Linked DNA regions of Homo sapiens: region 1 is linked to region 2. Evidence: chromatin contacts called from ENCODE Hi-C or POLR2A ChIA-PET data. All regions are on one chromosome and are shown on one strand. Each heading gives the region's core, a stretch centred on a gene start or an enhancer-like site at or near the end of the contact. The rest is flanking DNA. Distances are from core to core; before and after follow the strand shown.

What was found. Hi-C counts contacts between places; a loop is a spot of excess contacts on that map. ChIA-PET counts read pairs that join two places held with the same protein, here RNA polymerase II (POLR2A). Pooled maps may share reads with other maps.
Region 1: a loop to region 2 is called in a pooled map, with 2.4 times the contacts of the local background. The contact joins the enhancer-like site here to the promoter of MIF in region 2. A Hi-C loop is called at or near these places in 1 of 168 maps with a recorded cell type or tissue (naive thymus-derived CD4-positive, alpha-beta T cell), 8 of 37 single-sample maps with no recorded cell type and 12 of 50 pooled maps. POLR2A ChIA-PET finds 5 or more read pairs at or near these places in 11 of 52 experiments (AG04449, B cell, CD4-positive, alpha-beta T cell and 6 more).

Annotation. Positions count from the first base shown.
Region 1 is chr22:24,135,763-24,141,956 of GRCh38, reverse strand. The region is part of intron 29 of CABIN1 (calcineurin binding protein 1); the gene reads right to left. Among named protein-coding and RNA genes, the nearest start is that of SUSD2, 43 kb to the left of the region's middle. Within about 2 kb of position 1,461, at least 10 of the 41 ENCODE cell types and tissues checked have a DNase peak (open chromatin) inside an H3K27ac peak, as active enhancers do; they include CD4-positive, alpha-beta T cell, where a contact is called at or near this core.
Region 2 is chr22:23,893,113-23,899,553 of GRCh38, reverse strand. It overlaps MIF (macrophage migration inhibitory factor), which reads right to left and starts at 5,171. Exons shown (of 3, transcript NM_002415.2): 1 at 4,972-5,171; 2 at 4,610-4,782; 3 at 4,331-4,514. The coding sequence starts at 5,079. The coding sequence ends at 4,448. MIF-AS1 (MIF antisense RNA 1) reads left to right here and starts at 624. Exons shown (of 3, transcript NR_038911.1): 1 at 624-710; 2 at 3,444-3,725; 3 at 4,022-5,844. RefSeq lists enhancers at 3,881-4,688, 4,689-5,496.

The sequences.
Region 1 (6,194 bases), core at 212-2,711, 250 kb before region 2:
GGGGAGGCCCTTCCTCCCTACCAGACCACATCAAGGCCTTCAGTGAGCACTCAGGCTCCAGGGCTGGGACAGCACAGGGCATAAATGTTTTCAAGAAACAAAGACAGCTCATGATGACTGTACCTCCCATCAGTTTAAGCAACACAGTCAGGACAAACAGAACCACCTGTGGCAGCCGCCAAGTAGGAGAGAACATGGCAGACCCTGGGTAGACAAAGGGGACTGGCTACCGGTGTGGGAAGAGGCTCAGCCTCCCCACTCACATGGGAGACACACACTGAAACCACCTGGGGTTTTTTGGCACACTCCACAGATAGGCCAAAATGAAAGTCATCTGTGGTTCTGAGTCCTGGGAGGGGGTGGGGCAAGGGCTGGTGGGAGGGCATCTGGCCTGGCTCTGCCAAAACACCTGGCAAGGTGTGGAAGCGCTTGGCTGTGGGGACCTGTGTCCTGGCCTCCAACTTCCAGGCATTTGTCCTGGAGACCCCGGCACAGGTGAGAAAGGAGATCAGAGATAGCAGCATTCTTTTTCTAATAGTGGAAAACCAAAAGCCACCTATCCGCTAGGAAGAGGGGAGGTAGACCACCAGGACAACCAGACAGTGGAGTGCTATGCAGCAGTGACCAAGAACAGGAAGTTTGACCACCATCCACAGGCACCAAAGACTGGGCCAGGCCTCACAGAAAGAGACCTGTGTGGTGGGTGTGACGGCTAAGGCCACCATCCACATCTCAGGCTGCTCCATTCAAGCCAGGGCAGGGCCTTGAGCTTATGGAGGCCCCAGCCAGGTGTGAGTTGGAGCTCCTCCTGCTCCGTGCTTCAGTCACATCCTAGCACTGGCCTCTAGGATCCACAGATAAGCCCCAAGGCCTCCATGCAGGCCCATCTCCAGACCTAAGGGTGATTTGTGTGGCATGCCAAGTGTGTGATGATAGCTTTCATCCACCTGTCGGGACCACTCTGCTTACGGGTAGCCCAAGCTGAGTAAGGGGTAGAGTGGCTGGGAGCTGTGCCTGCCTGTGCCCAAAATCTGTGCTCTTCTCAGTGATCTTGGGACCTGGGGGCTGCCCACCTGAGCAGCGGCAGGAGCAGCTTTAGGGGAGACACCACACTCAGGGAGGCCACAGTAGGCCGGCACCTCCCTTCCACTCACACTCAGGCCACCATTGCTGCCTGCCCCACACGGCCTCAGAAGCAGGAGGCAGTACCAGCCTGGCCCTGAGCTCCCTTTGCTTCTTTCAGAGGCTGGAAACTGGGTTGAAACAAGAAAAAACCCTGCCTGCTAAAATAAGCAAACATTTTGGGGAAGGAAGGAGAACCATCTCTGTCTGGTTTGGTTACTATGGGAACGTTTCTGAATCAACTACAAGACAGGGAGAGAAGTTCACCCTGGACAAAGCAGCCTGGCTCTGGCCCATGCAGGCTTGCCTGCCAGAGGTGTGTATGCCTGCGGGGGGAGCCCCAGAAGCTTCTGGGCACCCAGACACAAACCCTCAGCCTCCATGGTGTGGGTAGCCACCCCAGCAGCACCTACCACCTAGCTTGGTGCCTGCTTTCCTGGTCCCCTCTGCTCAGGGAGGACGGTGTGTGGAACAGTGGGACCCAAGACATGCCATCTTCACTCCTCCTCATGTTCAACCACAGTGCTGAGCCCTGCTACACGTCCATCTGTGCTGCTGTGGGGGCCAGCCAGTCATGGGGCAGTTCCCATTTGCAAGGAGTTCCTGTCAGCAAAGCTGACATAGGAACCCAAGGTCCCACTCACTCGATCCTTAGCACCCATCCCATTCTCTGGTCCCTTAAACTCCCCAGGAAGGTTCTGTCAGCAGCCCAGCCTAAGGAGTTCCCCCGAGGGTGCCTCTAATCCTAGCCTTCCTCTCCTGCCCCCTTTCTGGCTGAGCAGCACCCCACCCTGCATGGGAGAGCCCAGCTCCCTGTCCCTCCTACATGCCCTGTAGCACGTTATGAAGGCCCCGCATGGAGACATGCAGGCAGTGCTCTACTGTCAGCCTTGAGCATCCTGTGGCCAGGGCCAAGGCTTTGCCTGACTCCTACAACATCCAGCACTGGCTGATCCAGGAGAATGAGCTTGGAGACCAACTGCTGAGGGGAAAGGGATGAATGAAATTAATCCACAAATATTCATGTGGGCATCTCCTCTGGGCCAGGCCAGGGGACTTAGGAACACAGCAACAGCACAAAGACGCACAAACCAGGAGACTGTGAGAGCAGACACTGGGCCCATACATGTGTCCACCCAAGGAGACTGGGCAGCAGCTGCAGAGAGCAAAATGACCTGACCTTCTCACATGGAAACTTCTCCAAGACTTGGTGTCATGGAAAAAGCAAAGTCGCTAAAAAGCACACACGCACACTTTTTTTTTTTTTTTGACACGGAGTCTTGCTCTGTCGCCCAGGCTGGAGCGCAGTGGTGCAATCTCAGCTCACTACAACCTCCGCCTCCTGAGTTGAAGGGATTCTTCTGCCTCAGCCTCCTGACTAGCTGGGACTACAGGCATGCACCACCACGCCCGGCTAATTTTTGTATTTTTAGTAGAGATGGGGTTTCGCCAGGCTGGTCTCGAACTTCTGACCTCAGGTGGTCCACCCACCTCTGCCTACCAAAGTGCTGGGATTACAGGCGTGAGCCACTGCACCCAGCCACACACGCACTTTTTAAAAAGCCGCACGACACATCTGTTTTTGTACACACAGACCCAGAAAAAGATAACAGCTTGGCTGATCACAGAAGCACCTCTGAGAAGGGCACAGTGCCTGGCGATGGGCAAACAAAGGTATGTGGACTCTATGTGTCTGAACTGTTGGCAGTGAAAATGTGGTCTTATATCACTGTGATATTATGATATATATGACAAGATATATATATGTTTGTTCATCCATGGTTGCTGGCTCCTAACTCCCATAGCCCTTGTTACTGTAAAGAGAATCTCTCTTTTTCTGACCTTCTCCTGCCCTTCTTTCCACTTGCCCAAGACAGGACTCTAATTTGATTGTGGGCCATAAGACCTTCATTCCAGATAAGAGTCCTGCCCCACATCCTGGAGGAAGGAATGCTGCAGAGAGGGCAAGAAGAATCTGAACAGACAGGCCTTGTTGGGTTTAGATCATAATCTTTTTGTCCAATAACATTTTGACATAGTTGTCCATGTTTCAATCATGCCTGTGAAGTCTCCATAAAAGGCCAAAGAGGACAGGTTCCTGAGCTTCCAGATAACTAAATACATGGAAGCTCCTGGTGGGTGGTATGCCTGGAGAGAAACAATTACAGGAGGATAGAGCCTTCCCTGTACCCTCCTATAACATCCCTTATAATAAACTGGGAAATGTGTTTCTCTGAGTTCTGTGAGCCACTTCGGCAAATTAAACCCAAAGGGGGTTGTAGGAACATCAACTTGAAGCCAGTCAGTTAGACATTTCGGAGGCCCAGACTTGTGACTAGTGACTGATGTGGGGGATGTTTTGAGGACTAAGCCCTCAACCTGTGGGATCTGACACCATCTCCAGGTGTTGAAATTGAGCCTGGGCAATATAGCAAGACTCTGTCTCTATAAAAAACTTAAAAATTGGCTGGGCATGGTGGTGCATGTCTGTAGTCCCAGCTATCTGGCAGGCTGAGGTAGGGCCCCCAAGGGCCTAGGTGACACAGCACGATGCTGTCTCTTAAATCTGCCCCCCATTTGGTCACAGAAGTCTTCTGTTTGTGTTGACTGCTGTGTTGGTGTGAGAACAAAGGAAAAGGGGTTTGAATTTTTCCTAAACTACAACTCTCACAATTTTCAAAAATTATCATTAAAAAATAACAGAAGGCACGTGCCCCCCACCCAAGCTCTAAGGATGACAGGCTGAGCAACACAAAGGCTGGGCAGTGTGGATGGCCCAGGACAGTGGGTTGAGAGGGATAGGGATTAGGGTGCTGATGTCCCCAGTCTCAACCTCCCTTTATCTCCTCTCAAGGGCCAGCACCCACCTACTGCCTTTGCTTCCCACTAGACTAAGCAGTAAACCCCAGTGCAGGCTAGAAGAGAGGTGAGCCAGTCTGCTCATCCCAGCCTAAAGGCTATCTACCAGAGACATGGCCCCATCCCAGCAGAGTCAGCCAAGGGCTGCCCTAAATGCTCCTTCATAAACACGTTAGTATGCAGTTTCCCCAGACTTGGGAATATGCCAGATAGACTCATTTGCTGAAAGCATTCAGGAACTGCCCAGCATTTCTTGACATACTGGACACTAGGCATAGCTCAAGGAGCACAAGTAGCCCAAACCTATCTCTAAAGAGAAGAGGTAAGAAAGCAGAGGAGGACAGAGGCCCCAAACGATGGTAAAAGCAGCAGGTCACTGGGAAGCATGGAGGAACAAACAACTGTCCTGGAAGTGGCAAAACCACCAAAACACCCAGTCTGGGCTGGGGTGGCCCTGATCTTCAGGGGCTTCCAGGTGCAGGGATGGCATTGCCTATGTGCCAGGCCTACATGAGGCTGTACCAGCCTTCCCTCCCACAGGCACACAACCTCAGACTGCTTTTCTGCAAGACTCATTTTGGAAGGTCCCAGAAACTAAGGAGGAGGTGCAGGGAGTGAGCCCAGTGGGAAAGGGGCCTGGAGCATGTGGCTGCCAACTTGGATGTGCTCTGCGGGGCAGGCATCTGAGGGGCCGGCTTCCCCAGCTTTATCATTAGAAAGGCTGAGGTCTTCCCCTGTGAGGAAGACATGGAGGTTGGCTCCTTCCTTCCAATATCACTGCACAGGCTTTAAGGGCAAAGCACCAAAAGGAGAGAGGAAGAGAGGGAGGGAGGGAAACTATTTTCTTAAGTACCTGCCATGTGCCAGATCCTGTGTTAGAAATATTACCCCGGTATCTAACTTGATTCCTACAGTTACTCTTCAAGCCAGGTAATAGAAGCCCACTTTCAAGGTGAGGAACCCAGGACAGGGAAATTAAGCAACTTGTCTAGCTCCAACTCGCCTATCAACTGCAGAAAAACAGATTTTCAAAACACTGACAAAGGGCTCACTTCATTGATATATAAAGAGTTCTTATTAATCAATAGGAAAAGGACCAATAATCCACTAGAAAATGAACATGAAGGACAAGAAATTTGCATAGAAGTTAAAATTAACGTAATGTCACAGTCAAGGCAGTGCTTCATAGGTGAAGCACTGAGCCTTTCTGTGTGTGTGTGTGTGTGTGTGTGTGTGCGTGTGTGTGTGTGATGTATTGTTTGTAGTAAAAAAGACAAACTAATCTAAGTGTCCATCAATAAGGGATGGGAGGCCGGGCACAGTGACTCACGCCTGTAATCCCAGCACTTTGGGAGGCCAAGGAGGGCGGATCACTTGAGGCCAGGAGTTCGAGACCATCCTGGCCAACATGGTGAAACCTTGTCTCTAAAAAAAAAAAAAAAAAAAAAAAATACAAAAATTAGCTGGGCGTGGCAGTGTGGACCCGTAGTCCCAGCTACTTGTGAGGCTGAAGCAGAATTGCTTGAACCCAGGAGGCGGAGGTTGCAGTGACCCAAGATTACGCCACTGCACTCAAGCCTGGGTGACAGAGCAAGACTCTGTCTCAAAAAAAAAAAAAAAAAAAAAAAGGAGGGATGGCTAGGTAAACTGTGGGACATCCCTATGTTGGGACTACTATGCAGTAGCTATCAAAAAGAATGGGTGGGTTCTAACAGTATCTCCAAGAGATACTGTTAGAGATATTGTTTAGCGAAAAAATACAAGGGGCAGAAGTGTGTGCACTTTTGCCTTTTATGCGCATCTATGTGCACTAGCTTGTAAATGGGCAGATGCCCTCTAGAAGGACACACATGAGACAAGAAACAGTTTCTGCTGTGGGGAGGTGGCTGTGGCCTGGGCATGCAGATAAGAGAGCACCTCTCTTTTGCAGCAAATCCCTTGGTATCATGTAGATTGATTACCAATAACACCCCTACTTGTCTATAAAATACCAAAACAGAGAGGGTGGGCAGATGCAGGGCTTTCAGGATCTCAAGCTCCTACTCTGACCCCAGAAGACCACACCCTGGGAGAGGAGGAGCCATGGATCCAGACACTCCCACCAGCTGGCTGGCTCTCAGCGGGGACCTGCCTGCCCACGTACCCTGAGAATTGGCCTGTTACACCCCTCCAGACCTGAAACCTGCTCTCCTCAGCTCCTGTTCAGGCCACCT
Region 2 (6,441 bases), core at 3,922-6,421:
GAGGGAGACATTCTTGGAAGCATGGCTCCTTTTCCGACTCTTCTCAGCACACAGCTGTCACCCATGCTTTGCTGTGAGATGGGGTGCCCTACAGATGGATGGGGTTTACAGGCTTAAGGTTACTGATGTCTTTTCATAAGACATTATTGCCTTGTTTGTTTGTTCTTCAGAAAACAAATTCTAGGGAGCCGGGGTTAATCTGTTCCATAGTCTGAATGTGTTACTGAAACACCAGGGGTTTTGTCTGGGTCCCATTGCATGCTGCACAGCCAATCACTGCCGGGAGGAAGGGCTTTATTCAGGTGCTGCAGCCAAGGAGAATGGGAGATAAGTCTTGAATCCATCTCCCTGACCGGCCAAAATTGGAGGGTTATATAACAGTGGAAGGGATGTAGCTATGTTTGGGAAGGAGTTAGGGAGGGGTAAGAACGCAGCCATGATGAACGAGGGATCCAGTGTCTCCCTGTCTGGATGCAGTGATCTAGTGAATTTGAGAAAGGATTACCCTGTGGAGGGAGGCAACAGGAGGGAGCCTTCTCTCTGGAGCCCCTGGGCATGCTTTGAATTTGAGCCATATAAATCTATTACCTATTAAACTGAGAAGAGAACTAGGTACGCAAGAAGCCAAGTCACTGGGGCGGTGGGGACGATACTTCTCATTTGTAGCCTTTCAATTTGGTGCTCTGTCTGGCTGTTTTGAGAGCTAAACTGTAAGTTGAGACCCCATAGTCACCAGATGAGGCCTGAGGTTCCAGGACTGAAGGGACAGAGTCGGTTTCTGAAACTGACAATCTCTGTTTCTTTTACATGGGCTTCAAACATAGAAATGAAGTGGCTTGGCCTCACTCGCCAGGAGGGGAAATCTGGGCAGTTGGCTGGTGGGTTGACATTGTCCCTCACACCAGTCCTGTAAATTACTCAGGAAGGCCCAGGCCTGGAGAACTAAGACTTGGCTTTCACTGCTTAGCCTGGAAAGGAACTGAGATGGCCAAAGAGGGCTTTATAGAAACAGTGTCAGTGGCCCAGAAATCCTGGAAATCTCCCAAGCTCCAAGGATCAGTTGATCTCTGTGTGTGTCTCCTGCACATAGAGAGCTCCACTCAGTTCTGTGGTCTTTGGGCTGGTGGCCCCAGGGGCCCCTCCCTTGGCACTTGTCCAGGTAACTGAAAAACCACTCTGATATGAGGGTTGGCCCTGCATTAATTTTATCTACTGCATTAGAGGCAGTAGGGTTGTCTCATTGCCTGCCCTGCCAGCTCCTGTGAGTGGTAGAGCCAGCCCTTCAGTGTGGGGCTGGTGGGGGAGCAGTTCCCAGTGAAGGCATTTGAGTTGCATCCCAGCAGGATACCACTCGTTTGCCCTGCTGCACAGACTGGCCTCACTGGCCTCCTAGCACTTCCCGGCTCCATCTGGAGACTTCTAAGTAGATACCTAACCACACTTCCTCATTGTCTCTGTCCCTGCCTCCCTATCCACTGCCATCAAGGCTGGCACATCAGGAACAATAGTGCCCTCCGAGGAAGGGGTGAGGGAGAGATTTCACAATTTATCAAGACCTGAGTGCAGGCACAGGCCACCTGCTGTCTCCTCCCTTCCCATGGCATTCCTTGGATTAACCGTGCCTCTGAGGATGTGAGATGTCCCTGTCATGCCTCCGTGATTGAGTATGTGGGAAGGACTTCTGATGAATCCCTTCATTTCACAGATGGGAAAAACTGAGGCCAGTAGAAGGAGCAGAGTGGGAGCCTGATCCTGATCTTGCTGGAATCGGGCTCCCAGAAGGGAGTGGGGTCTGGAGGCTGGCGGTGGGGGGTGGTGGGGAGGGAGTCTCTGCAACAAAGCAAAATTCCTGGAGGGGATGAGGTGGGACACATGCAGGGTGGGAAGTCTTGGGAAAAGCCTACATTGCTGGGCTGTCCAGAATGGACAAGTACCGAGGGGCCCCTGGTGCCACCAGCCCAACGGATCACAGAACTGGGTGGAGCTATGTCCAGAAATGGAAACCTCAGCTAACAGGACCTGGGCTGAAGCAAAGGGGCCTGTGGGTGTTGACCAGGTGGCCTCAGGGAAGGTATCCCAGAAGAATGGTGTGTGTGAGGCTTATAGTGGACAGATGGGGGACAGGCCTTGAACCTACAAAATGAGGTTCAAGGCCTGCCAGGCTGTCTGTCTGTTGCAAACAGTGGCCCTGAGGAGAGTGAGGGTCACCCTGTAGGCCGGGGGTCTTTCTCAGCAGATGACATAGTACCACCAGAGTGATGGAGAACAGGCAGATGGACCCCACACCTGTCTGTCCTGTACCTCAGAGTTTGTGGCGTTACTTGGAAATGCATTTCCAAGGCTGACCCTGCAGGTCCTGGGGCAGTCAAACAGGGGTTTGAGGAAGAGACCCACCACCTGGTGGGCAGTGGAGCCTGTGCTTTGGAGGAAATGGAGCTGGCCATGGGATGGGGGTCAATGGGGGCAGGTGTGGCTTGAAGGTGGGATGTAGCAGCTGACCTCCCCAGCAGGCAGGCCGGTTATTAGTCCCAGGGGACTTAGGAACACTTTGGGCAGGGCAAGCGGATAGGTCCCTGACCCACAGACACCCCCTTTGTTCCTGGAGTCCAAGGACCCATGACCTTGTGGATGCCCCCAGGGGGCCACAGAACCTCAGACACTCACCTGCTTTTGGAGGACAGCTCTCACCAACCCTCCTGCCCTCACACAGCAGGTGCCCAGCCTGCCCTGCCCATCTCCTCGGCCCTCAGAGTCTAACTTGCTCATGTGAGGCCACAGGGCCCTTGCAGGGGGCATGGCATTGAGTGTATGACCATGCCCTGGATCCTGGGGTCAGTGTCCTCATCTGTGAAATGAGGGAGTTGCATTAGATGCTCATGGGGCACTGCGCCCCTGCTCTCCCTATCTGTGACACAGCCGAGAGCAAAGACCGCTGAGGCGGGGTGGGAGCCAGGGGGCCAGCCAGGGCTTGGTGGGGTGTGGGGCCCGAGGCAGAAAGAGTTTGTTGTGGGGGGAACTGGGGGTCCTGGGCAAAGCTCAGCCTCAGGCCTTGGGAGGCTGGGGCTGGGGGCACCCAGGAGCTGAGGGGATGTGATAAAGGCCAGGGCCGAGGAGGGTGCCTGTTACACCACAGGTACTCAGATCCAAGAAGGAAACCTCAAGCCTGAAAGCCAGGCTGAGAGGAGTGGGACCTTCCCGCTACAGCTGGAGCCATCCCATGCCCCCCATGTCTCCCCCAGCTGGGAGGTAGACGAGGGGCTCCACCGCCCTCTCACTGAGTTAACAATGAGACTGAGGCCCTCGGCTGGCAGGGAGTAAGCTGAGGAGGGCCTTGCTTTAGAGACCTTCATGGAAGGGGTGCCCCATCCCAAGATGGGTGCCACCCTTCCAGACTCCCTGGAGCTTCTATTCTCCTTCCTCTTCCTAATCTTCACCCCACCCAGCCCCATTGCTCTTCTGGAAGGAGAGCTCGCTGTCCAGTACTGCGCGGGATGACCGAGTGAACAGGGGACTGGAGACGAGATGTGGCTGGAGACTGAGAGAAGCAGAGGAGTCACACTCCACTCACCTCCACCTCCCAAAGTGCCGGGATCACAGGCTTGTGCCACTGCGCCCAAACATAACTGAAGGTTTTACAGACATGTCTGTGGCACCACAGAACACGAACGGTCCCAATGGAAACCCCACGCCCAATTTCCTCAGGGAACTGCTGTGGCGGAGGCTTGGTGGGTGTCTGAGGGGAGCAGAACCCAAGGCGTGGGGTTCGGGGGTGGACGGGGCGGTATGACCAAGAACTCTGCACCTCCCCCACCCACCCGCCTGAAAACTCTCCTGAAGTCACCTAACAAAGTGGATGGCAGTGAGTGGCTCTGGGTGGGATCTTTCTGTCCTCTGGCTACCCTCTGCCCAACAAGAAGGCTGGGGAAGGTGGGGCTGAGAGAAAGGTCTAGGCCTAGAAGACCTCGGACTCCTCCCAACTCCAACTCCTCCTCCCCCTCTTCCGTGGTCGGCTCACCTCCAGCACCCCACGTGGTGGCCCTAGGTACAACGGATTCCGGCGGGCAGAGCGCCTTAGATCCCGAGTCTGCAGCCCAGGGCAGAGTGCCAACTTCTCCTCATCCCTTCGTACGCCATAGAATGGAAAGACACTGGGGCTCCTCTGTTAGGAGCGTAGGAGGGACAGGCTGGACAAAAGGGCTCCCGAACAGCAGGTTCGGAGGAGAGCAACCCGGCCCTGACCCCCGCCCCCAACACCGTTCCCGACCTCGCTCCCCAATATCCCGGCTCTGCACCAATTCCTCCCGCAAGCCAAGGAACCCCGAGGCACTCCTAGTCTCTAAACCGTTTATTTCTCCCCACCAGAAGGTTGGGGTGGGCGGGCCTAGAACACAGCGTGCGGCGGGTTCCCGGGTGGAGCCAGCGCAGACAGCGTGGGTCCCTGCGGCTCTTAGGCGAAGGTGGAGTTGTTCCAGCCCACATTGGCCGCGTTCATGTCGTAATAGTTGATGTAGACCCTGCGGGGGGAGGAGGCCGGACTCAGCGGGTGGCTCAGTCCCGGGCCTGGCCGCGCGCCGCCGCCCCTCCCCCGCCCCTCCGCGACTCCGCGTACCTGTCCGGGCTGATGCGCAGGCGCTCGGCCAGCAGGCCGCACAGCAGCTTGCTGTAGGAGCGGTTCTGCGCGCCGCCGATCTTGCCGATGCTGTGCAGGCTGCAGAGCGCGCACGGCTCGCTGGAGCCGCCGAAGGCCATGAGCTGGTCCGGGACCACGTGCACCGCGATGTACTGCGAGGAAAGGGCGCGGTCAGCCCGCCCCAGCGACCTCGTCGGGCCCCGAACGTCCACTTCGGGCCCGAGCCACCGTCCTCCCCCCGCCCCGCCCCCCAGCTCCGTTCAGGAGTCGCCTCCCCAGCTCCCAGCGCGGAACCCCTCGTCCGGTGGGCACCCCCCTCTTCCTGTCCCCTCCCGGCAAACCTGGGGGGGCTTGCCGGTGGCCTGCGCCAGCTGCTGGGTGAGCTCGGAGAGGAACCCGTCCGGCACGGAGGCGCGGGGCACGTTGGTGTTTACGATGAACATCGGCATGATGGCAGAAGGACCAGGAGACCCGCGCAGAGGCACAGACGCACGCGCCGCGGCCGCCGCTGAGCTACGTGCCTGACTTCTCGGACACCACTGTGGTCCCGCCTTTTGTGACGCCACCGCCGGCGCCAGGCCCCGCCCCCGCGAGGCTGCGGCTCCGCCCCGAGTGGGGAAGTCACCGCCTGCCTCGGCTCGACCCCCGCAGGGCAGGACCCTGGGCGACTCCGCCCGTTCCTCCAGCAACCGCCGCTAAGCCCGGCGCACCGCTCCAACCTGTTCTCCACTTGGCGGCTAGAAATCGGCCTGTTCCGGCCTCGCCTCGGGTCTTTCTTAGTCCTTTCACTAAGTCACCGATGTTAGTCGCCAGGAGGCGCTGTGCCGGGGGTGGGGATGCGGCGGTGAACCCGGAAGATGGCCCCTTACCCTTCCAGAGATGAAGCCCAGTTCATTCCACTGCACGCACTGAGCCCCTGTACCTCCTGTCTTTGGGCCACATGTCCTCAAGGGCTCCAGTCCCGCATGCGTGAGCTTGTGTGTTTGAGATGGGGCGGGGTAGTCATCGCGGCAGGTGAGAGGGGAGCTGCCCCTGCGAATCACCATCCAGGGAACTTCCCTGAACCCCTGCTCTTTAAAGAGGATAGGATGCTGGGAGGCACCGAAGGGAAGGAGGCGAGGTCCAGAGCAGGTTCAGTGGTTCAAACGTGCTCAGCTCCCCTTCTCTGGGCCTCTGGGCAACTTCAGCTCCTCAGGGAAGCCACACCCTAGTCAGGTCCACCGTGTATGGCCTCTCATAGAGCCCTTGGTGAATTTCTTAAATGTCTTTTCCACTAATGGTAAACTCGGGGACCATCTAGCAGGTGCCAGGCATACAAGAGACATTGACTAATACTGCTGAATGAATGAATGAATGAATGGGTGAAAGAAGATAAGCCATGACATAGCAGGAAGAGGACAAGGCAGCAACTGGATCACAGGCCAGGTCCTCAGAGATTTCCAGGGAGGTCCTGTCCTTGGTCTCTGATAGGTGCAATCCATATACCAGTCTCAGTGAAGGCCATGTGATATAGGAAGGACACCCATGCCTGTGGGACCCTCGTGGCACCAGCCAGCCTCCAGCTGGGAGGCCCCATGGCCCATTTATACAAATAGCCTATGGGTATTGGTTCCTGCAGCTGGGCCCCAGACTCTTTCCCTCCTGGTGTCACACCTTCTCTTACCTGTGCCCAGGGCTCCCTAACTGATGGCACTCCATACCATGTCTCCAGCCAGGGGCACTCCCCTAAGTCCCAGGCGCTGACAGCAGCTGACTGAGTGTCCACTGCTCTGTAAAGTCCAAATGTATGACTTGTCCTCCTACACCTCATC